Linked DNA regions of Homo sapiens: region 2 is linked to region 1. A link is a loop called in an ENCODE intact Hi-C map of the cell type or tissue named here. Cell type or tissue: ovary. All regions are shown on one strand. Links, peaks and the distances in the headings refer to the core of each region. The heading gives the core; the rest is flanking DNA. Region 1 overlaps ARHGAP33 (Rho GTPase activating protein 33). Region 2 has its middle 12 kb from the start of LRFN3.

Evidence for each region. Peaks named below come from ENCODE experiments on the same cell type or tissue, not always from the same donor. Only the 100,000 strongest peaks of a DNase experiment are listed, where the experiment ranks them.
Region 2: it touches region 1 in a loop (2.0-fold over the local background); 21 of 110 quality-filtered maps call a loop at or near these places.

What each region holds. Positions count from the first base shown.
Region 1 is chr19:35,786,005-35,788,905 of GRCh38, forward strand. It overlaps ARHGAP33 (Rho GTPase activating protein 33), which reads left to right. Exons shown (of 21, transcript NM_001366178.1): 20 at 409-1,068; 21 at 1,164-2,818. The coding sequence ends at 2,425. It also overlaps the pseudogene TEX14BP. Among named protein-coding and RNA genes, the nearest start is that of ARHGAP33, 12 kb to the left of the region's middle. In ovary, for the core only: no CTCF peak of the experiment used is centred there; DNase peaks (open chromatin) are centred at 1,061, 1,510 and 1,728.
Region 2 is chr19:35,923,299-35,926,199 of GRCh38, forward strand. No RefSeq gene overlaps it. Among named protein-coding and RNA genes, the nearest start is that of LRFN3, 12 kb to the right of the region's middle. In ovary, for the core only: no CTCF peak of the experiment used is centred there; no DNase peak of the experiment used is centred there.

The sequences.
Region 1 (2,901 bases), core at 83-2,582:
CAGCCCGCCGCGCTGCTGGGTGCTGCTCTCCGACCTCTGCGGGGGGCTGCTTATCCACCCCACCCAGCCGTGCCTCTGGGGGCTCTTCTGAGCCACCGCGCCATCCTCACACTCCTGGGGTACTGCCCTCCCACATACCCAGGAGCCCAGGTGCTGTCCTGCTGGCTCAGCAGCTGTATGTGAATCTGTTGGTCTCGTGCTCACAGCCTGTGGGGCAGCCACAGGGCCTTCGTGCTTTGGGCCGGAAGTGTCCTCTTCATGGTCTCCACTGTCAATCTGAACAGCTCTTCCTGGCTTCACACTACTGTGGCCCTCTCCAGGAGGCGCCTCTTCATGTCCTTTCCCCAGCTTTCTGTGGGGCTGTGCGCCCTGTTCTCAGGGATGGTCTCACTGACCCCACCCCTCCAGGCCTCCAGAGGCTGCACAGGCTGCGGCGACCCCACTCCAGCAGCGACGCTTTCCCTGTGGGCCCAGCACCTGCTGGCTCCTGCGAGAGCCTGTCCTCGTCCTCCTCCTCCGAGTCCTCCTCCTCTGAGTCCTCCTCTTCCTCCTCTGAGTCCTCAGCAGCTGGGCTGGGGGCACTCTCTGGGTCTCCCTCACACCGTACCTCAGCCTGGCTAGATGATGGTGATGAGCTGGACTTCAGCCCACCCCGCTGCCTGGAGGGACTCCGGGGGCTGGACTTTGATCCCTTAACCTTCCGCTGCAGCAGCCCCACCCCAGGGGATCCCGCACCTCCCGCCAGCCCAGCACCCCCCGCCCCTGCCTCTGCCTTCCCACCCAGGGTGACCCCCCAGGCCATCTCGCCCCGGGGGCCCACCAGCCCCGCCTCGCCTGCTGCCCTAGACATCTCAGAGCCCCTGGCTGTATCAGTGCCACCCGCTGTCCTAGAACTGCTGGGGGCTGGGGGAGCACCTGCCTCAGCCACCCCAACACCAGCTCTCAGCCCCGGCCGGAGCCTGCGCCCCCATCTCATACCCCTGCTGCTGCGAGGAGCCGAGGCCCCGCTGACTGACGCCTGCCAGCAGGAGATGTGCAGCAAGCTCCGGGGAGCCCAGGGCCCACTCGGTGAGTCCTCAGCCTACCCCACCCCTGTCCCCGCCAGCTGTCACTGACTCTGAGGGCCTGGCCCCAGCTGAACCCCTCTCCATTCATTTATATAGGTCCTGATATGGAGTCACCACTGCCACCCCCTCCCCTGTCTCTCCTGCGCCCTGGGGGTGCCCCACCCCCGCCCCCTAAGAACCCAGCACGCCTCATGGCCCTGGCCCTGGCTGAGCGGGCTCAGCAGGTGGCCGAGCAACAGAGCCAGCAGGAGTGTGGGGGCACCCCACCTGCTTCCCAATCCCCCTTCCACCGCTCGCTGTCTCTGGAGGTGGGCGGGGAGCCCCTGGGGACCTCAGGGAGTGGGCCACCTCCCAACTCCCTAGCACACCCGGGTGCCTGGGTCCCGGGACCCCCACCCTACTTACCAAGGCAACAAAGTGATGGGAGCCTGCTGAGGAGCCAGCGGCCCATGGGGACCTCAAGGAGGGGACTCCGAGGCCCTGCCCAGGTCAGTGCCCAGCTCAGGGCAGGTGGCGGGGGCAGGGATGCGCCAGAGGCAGCAGCCCAGTCCCCATGTTCTGTCCCCTCACAGGTTCCTACCCCCGGCTTCTTCTCCCCAGCCCCCAGGGAGTGCCTGCCACCCTTCCTCGGGGTCCCCAAGCCAGGCTTGTACCCCCTGGGCCCCCCATCCTTCCAGCCCAGTTCCCCAGCCCCAGTCTGGAGGAGCTCTCTGGGCCCCCCTGCACCACTCGACAGGGGAGAGAACCTGTACTATGAGATCGGGGCAAGTGAGGGGTCCCCCTATTCTGGCCCCACCCGCTCCTGGAGTCCCTTTCGCTCCATGCCCCCCGACAGGCTCAATGCCTCCTACGGCATGCTTGGCCAATCACCCCCACTCCACAGGTCCCCCGACTTCCTGCTCAGCTACCCGCCAGCCCCCTCCTGCTTTCCCCCTGACCACCTTGGCTACTCAGCCCCCCAGCACCCTGCTCGGCGCCCTACACCGCCTGAGCCCCTCTACGTCAACCTAGCTCTAGGGCCCAGGGGTCCCTCACCTGCCTCTTCCTCCTCCTCTTCCCCTCCTGCCCACCCCCGAAGCCGTTCAGATCCCGGTCCCCCAGTCCCCCGCCTTCCCCAGAAACAACGGGCACCCTGGGGACCCCGTACCCCTCATAGGGTGCCGGGTCCCTGGGGCCCTCCTGAGCCTCTCCTGCTCTACAGGGCAGCCCCGCCAGCCTACGGAAGGGGGGGCGAGCTCCACCGAGGGTCCTTGTACAGAAATGGAGGGCAAAGAGGGGAGGGGGCTGGTCCCCCACCCCCTTACCCCACTCCCAGCTGGTCCCTCCACTCTGAGGGCCAGACCCGAAGCTACTGCTGAGCACCAGCTGGGAGGGGCCGTCCTTCCTTCCCTTCACCCTCACTGGATCTTGGCCCAACCAAATCCCTTGTTTTGTATTTTCTTGAACCCCGACCACTACCCCAGGTTTCTAACTTTGTAACTTGCTTCTGATGTGGGTCCCTAACCTATAATCTCAGCTTCCCTACCCTGGACTGAAGGGTCTGCCCATCCCCCCACCACCCTCCATCCTGGGGGCCCTCGCACAAATCTGGGGTGGGAGGGGCTAGGCTGACCCCATCCTCCTCTCCCTCCAGGAGCCCCCAGCATGTCCTGACCTGTGCACGGGGATGGGGGGACAACTCCTACCCTTCTTTCCCCACATGCCCCACTAAACCATCTGACAACATTAATGAATAAAATGGTGAAAATGTGGCTGCTGAAGTCGTTCTGGGGCCAAACTCAGTGAGTGAAGACAGACAGAGGGGGCACTTTATCATTCTATTTCCTTTTGGGGA
Region 2 (2,901 bases), core at 304-2,803, 140 kb after region 1:
TTGACCTTGTGATCTGCCCACCTCGGCCTCCCTAAGTCCTGGGATTACAGGCGTGAGCCACCGTGCCTAGCCCAGAATAAATTAAACATTAAAGCTTAGATTTCATTTCTCAGTTCACTTGTATTTAGAAAGAGCTGTGGGGGCGAATCTGTTTCCCTTTTCCTCTTCCCCCTGCCTGGGAGCCATCCTGGATCTTTCAGGCCAGTGCTTTCCCAGGGATAGTAGCACAAAAGTGGAAGCCACCTGGATCTCTGACTCCGTGAAGCCTTCACACCAATTCTGCATTCTTTATGTTTGGTCAATTTGTAGGAGAGAAATAAAGTTCGATTTTGCTTAAGCCACTATTATCAATTTCAGCTACTTGTATTTCTTGTCTAACAAACAGTGCTCATGAAACATGATCCATTTCTCATATTCCTGAATCTCTTTAGAAACACCAGTCTTGAGGCTGGGTTCAGTGGAAGGCCAAGGCAAGAGAATCACTTGAGGCCAAGAGTTCAAGACCAGCCTGGGCAATATAACATCTCTACATACATGAAATAAAAAAAATACGACGTGAGTGGATCATCTGGGGTCAGGAGTTCGAAACCAGCCTGGTCAATGTGGTGAAACCCCGTCTCTACCAAAAATACAAAAATTAGCTGGGCATGGTGGCACACACCAGTAATCCCAGCTACTCAGGACGCTGAAGTGGGAGAATTGCTTGAACCTGGGAAGTGGAGGTTGCAGTAAGCGGAGATTGCGCCACTGCACTCCAGCCTGGGTGACAGAGTGAGACCCTGTCTCAAAAAAAATACTTAAATAAATAATTTATGGCGTCATAAAAATCCTTGTAATGAAATCTTTTCCTACTTGCTGGAGTACTTCCAGGAAGTAAATTCCTAGAAGTAGAAATAATGGAACAACAGATATGCGCATTTTCAGGCTTTGGATGCAGGCTGCCCAGTTCTTCCGAAAGGTCATCCTCGTTTGCAGCCAGCAATGGGAGTGGGGTCTCCCATGTCGCTGTGCTCTCCTTGGCTATAGGGAACCAGATTTCTGATATCTTTGCTGATTTGACGGCAAAGAGGAGGGTTTCAGTACTTCAAGTTCAGTTATTACTGGTGGTAAACTTGGCTTTGATCAATTTCAGCTATTTGTATTTCTTTTGTGATCTGTCTTTTCCTCTCATTTGCCCATTTCTCTTTTGGCTGATTGGCTTCTCATATTAAATTTATTAATGTTTTCATTACCTTAAGGATGTTAACTATTTTTTTCTTTTGTGATCTGTCTTTTCCTCTCATTTGCCCATTTCTCTTTTGGCTGATTGGCTTCTCATATTAAATTTATTAATGTTTTCATTACCTTAAGGATGTTAACTATTTTTTTCTTTTGTGATCTGTCTTTTCCTCTCATTTGCCCATTTCTCTTTTGGCTGATTGCCTTCTCATATTAAATTTATTAATGTTTTCATTACCTTAAGGATGTTAACTATTTTTCTTGTTTTCCTTTAAAAAAATTTTTTTTTAAAGAGACACAGTCTCACCCTATCATCCAGGCTGGAGTGCAATGACAGATCACAGCTTGCTGTAATCTCCTGGGCACAAGAGATCTTCCTGCCCCAGCCCCCCGAGTAGCTGGGACTACAAGCATGCACCACCACACCTGGCTAATTTTCGTATTTTTTATTAGAGACAGGATTTCACCATGTTGCCCAGGCTGGTCTTGAACTCCTGAGCTCAAGGGATCCTCTTGCCTTGGCTTCCCAAAATGCTGGAATAACAGGTGTGAGCCACCACACCCAGCCTCTTCCCACATTTTACTCTAGTCCATCTGGAATTTATTTTCATTTATCAGTCTCCAAATTAATATTTGTACCTCAAATGGCTAAGACAGAAATCCAACTGCTGTGACATTATGCTTCTGTTCTATAATGCATTCTTGCTCTTCTGCTCTGTCTTTGGCCAGTCATTCTGGTACATTACCCATCAAGATTGTTCTTACACTGAAACACACTTTAAATTATGTGAGCTTCATGATGTTACTATCTTGTAACCAGGCTCTATCCACAGCACCTAGAGCCTGGCACATGGCAGGATCTCAAGAAATATCTGGCAAAAGAATGAATTACTGAATGAATAAGTGGGAAAATAAATGAATAAATACAATATGCAGCTGAGCGTGGTGGCTCACACCTGTAATCCCAGCACTTTGGGAGGCCAAGGCAGGAGGATTGCTCAGCCAGTTCTGGCCCCACTCAACAGCCCAGCTGAGCTCGAAACCAACAGCCAGTGACATTGCCAACCATGGACATCAGCCACCTTGGACATCAGCCTGGTTGAACTTTCACATGACTCCAGCTCCCTCCAACATCTAACTTCACCACATGAGTAACACCAAGCAAGAACCACCCTGCTGAGCCCTTCCTAAATTCCTGACCCAAAAACTCAGAGGGAAACTAAAATAAGCCACTTCACTTGGGGATAATTTGTTACGCAGCAATAGATAACTGAAACACTGGGTTTGCAAACTCAACCCTCACTCTAACCCTACAGCATCCAGATGTTTAATGTAAACAGTGAGTTGGGCCTGGTGCAGGTGAGCAGGTGCGGTGGGAGCCCTGAGGCACTGGGGAACCTGTGCTGCACTGCCCTGAGCTGTATGTCTCCCCAGATTTGTTCCTTGCCCTCCCCTTTCTTCCCCCATCCTAGGCTGCTATTTCCAGTCTTCCCTCCAGCTGGGGTTGAATCAATGGGAAGCTCAGGTAGGAGGCTGGAGGACCAGAACAAGCAGCCAGGGTCATTCCACTCCCCAAGGGTCATTCTCCTCCTTCTCCTGGTAGTTATGCCTCCTCTAGAGCCCCAGCTCCTGCCAGCCAGACAATCCCACTGTGTTCCCAGCTTCTACTAGGAAACCTTATCT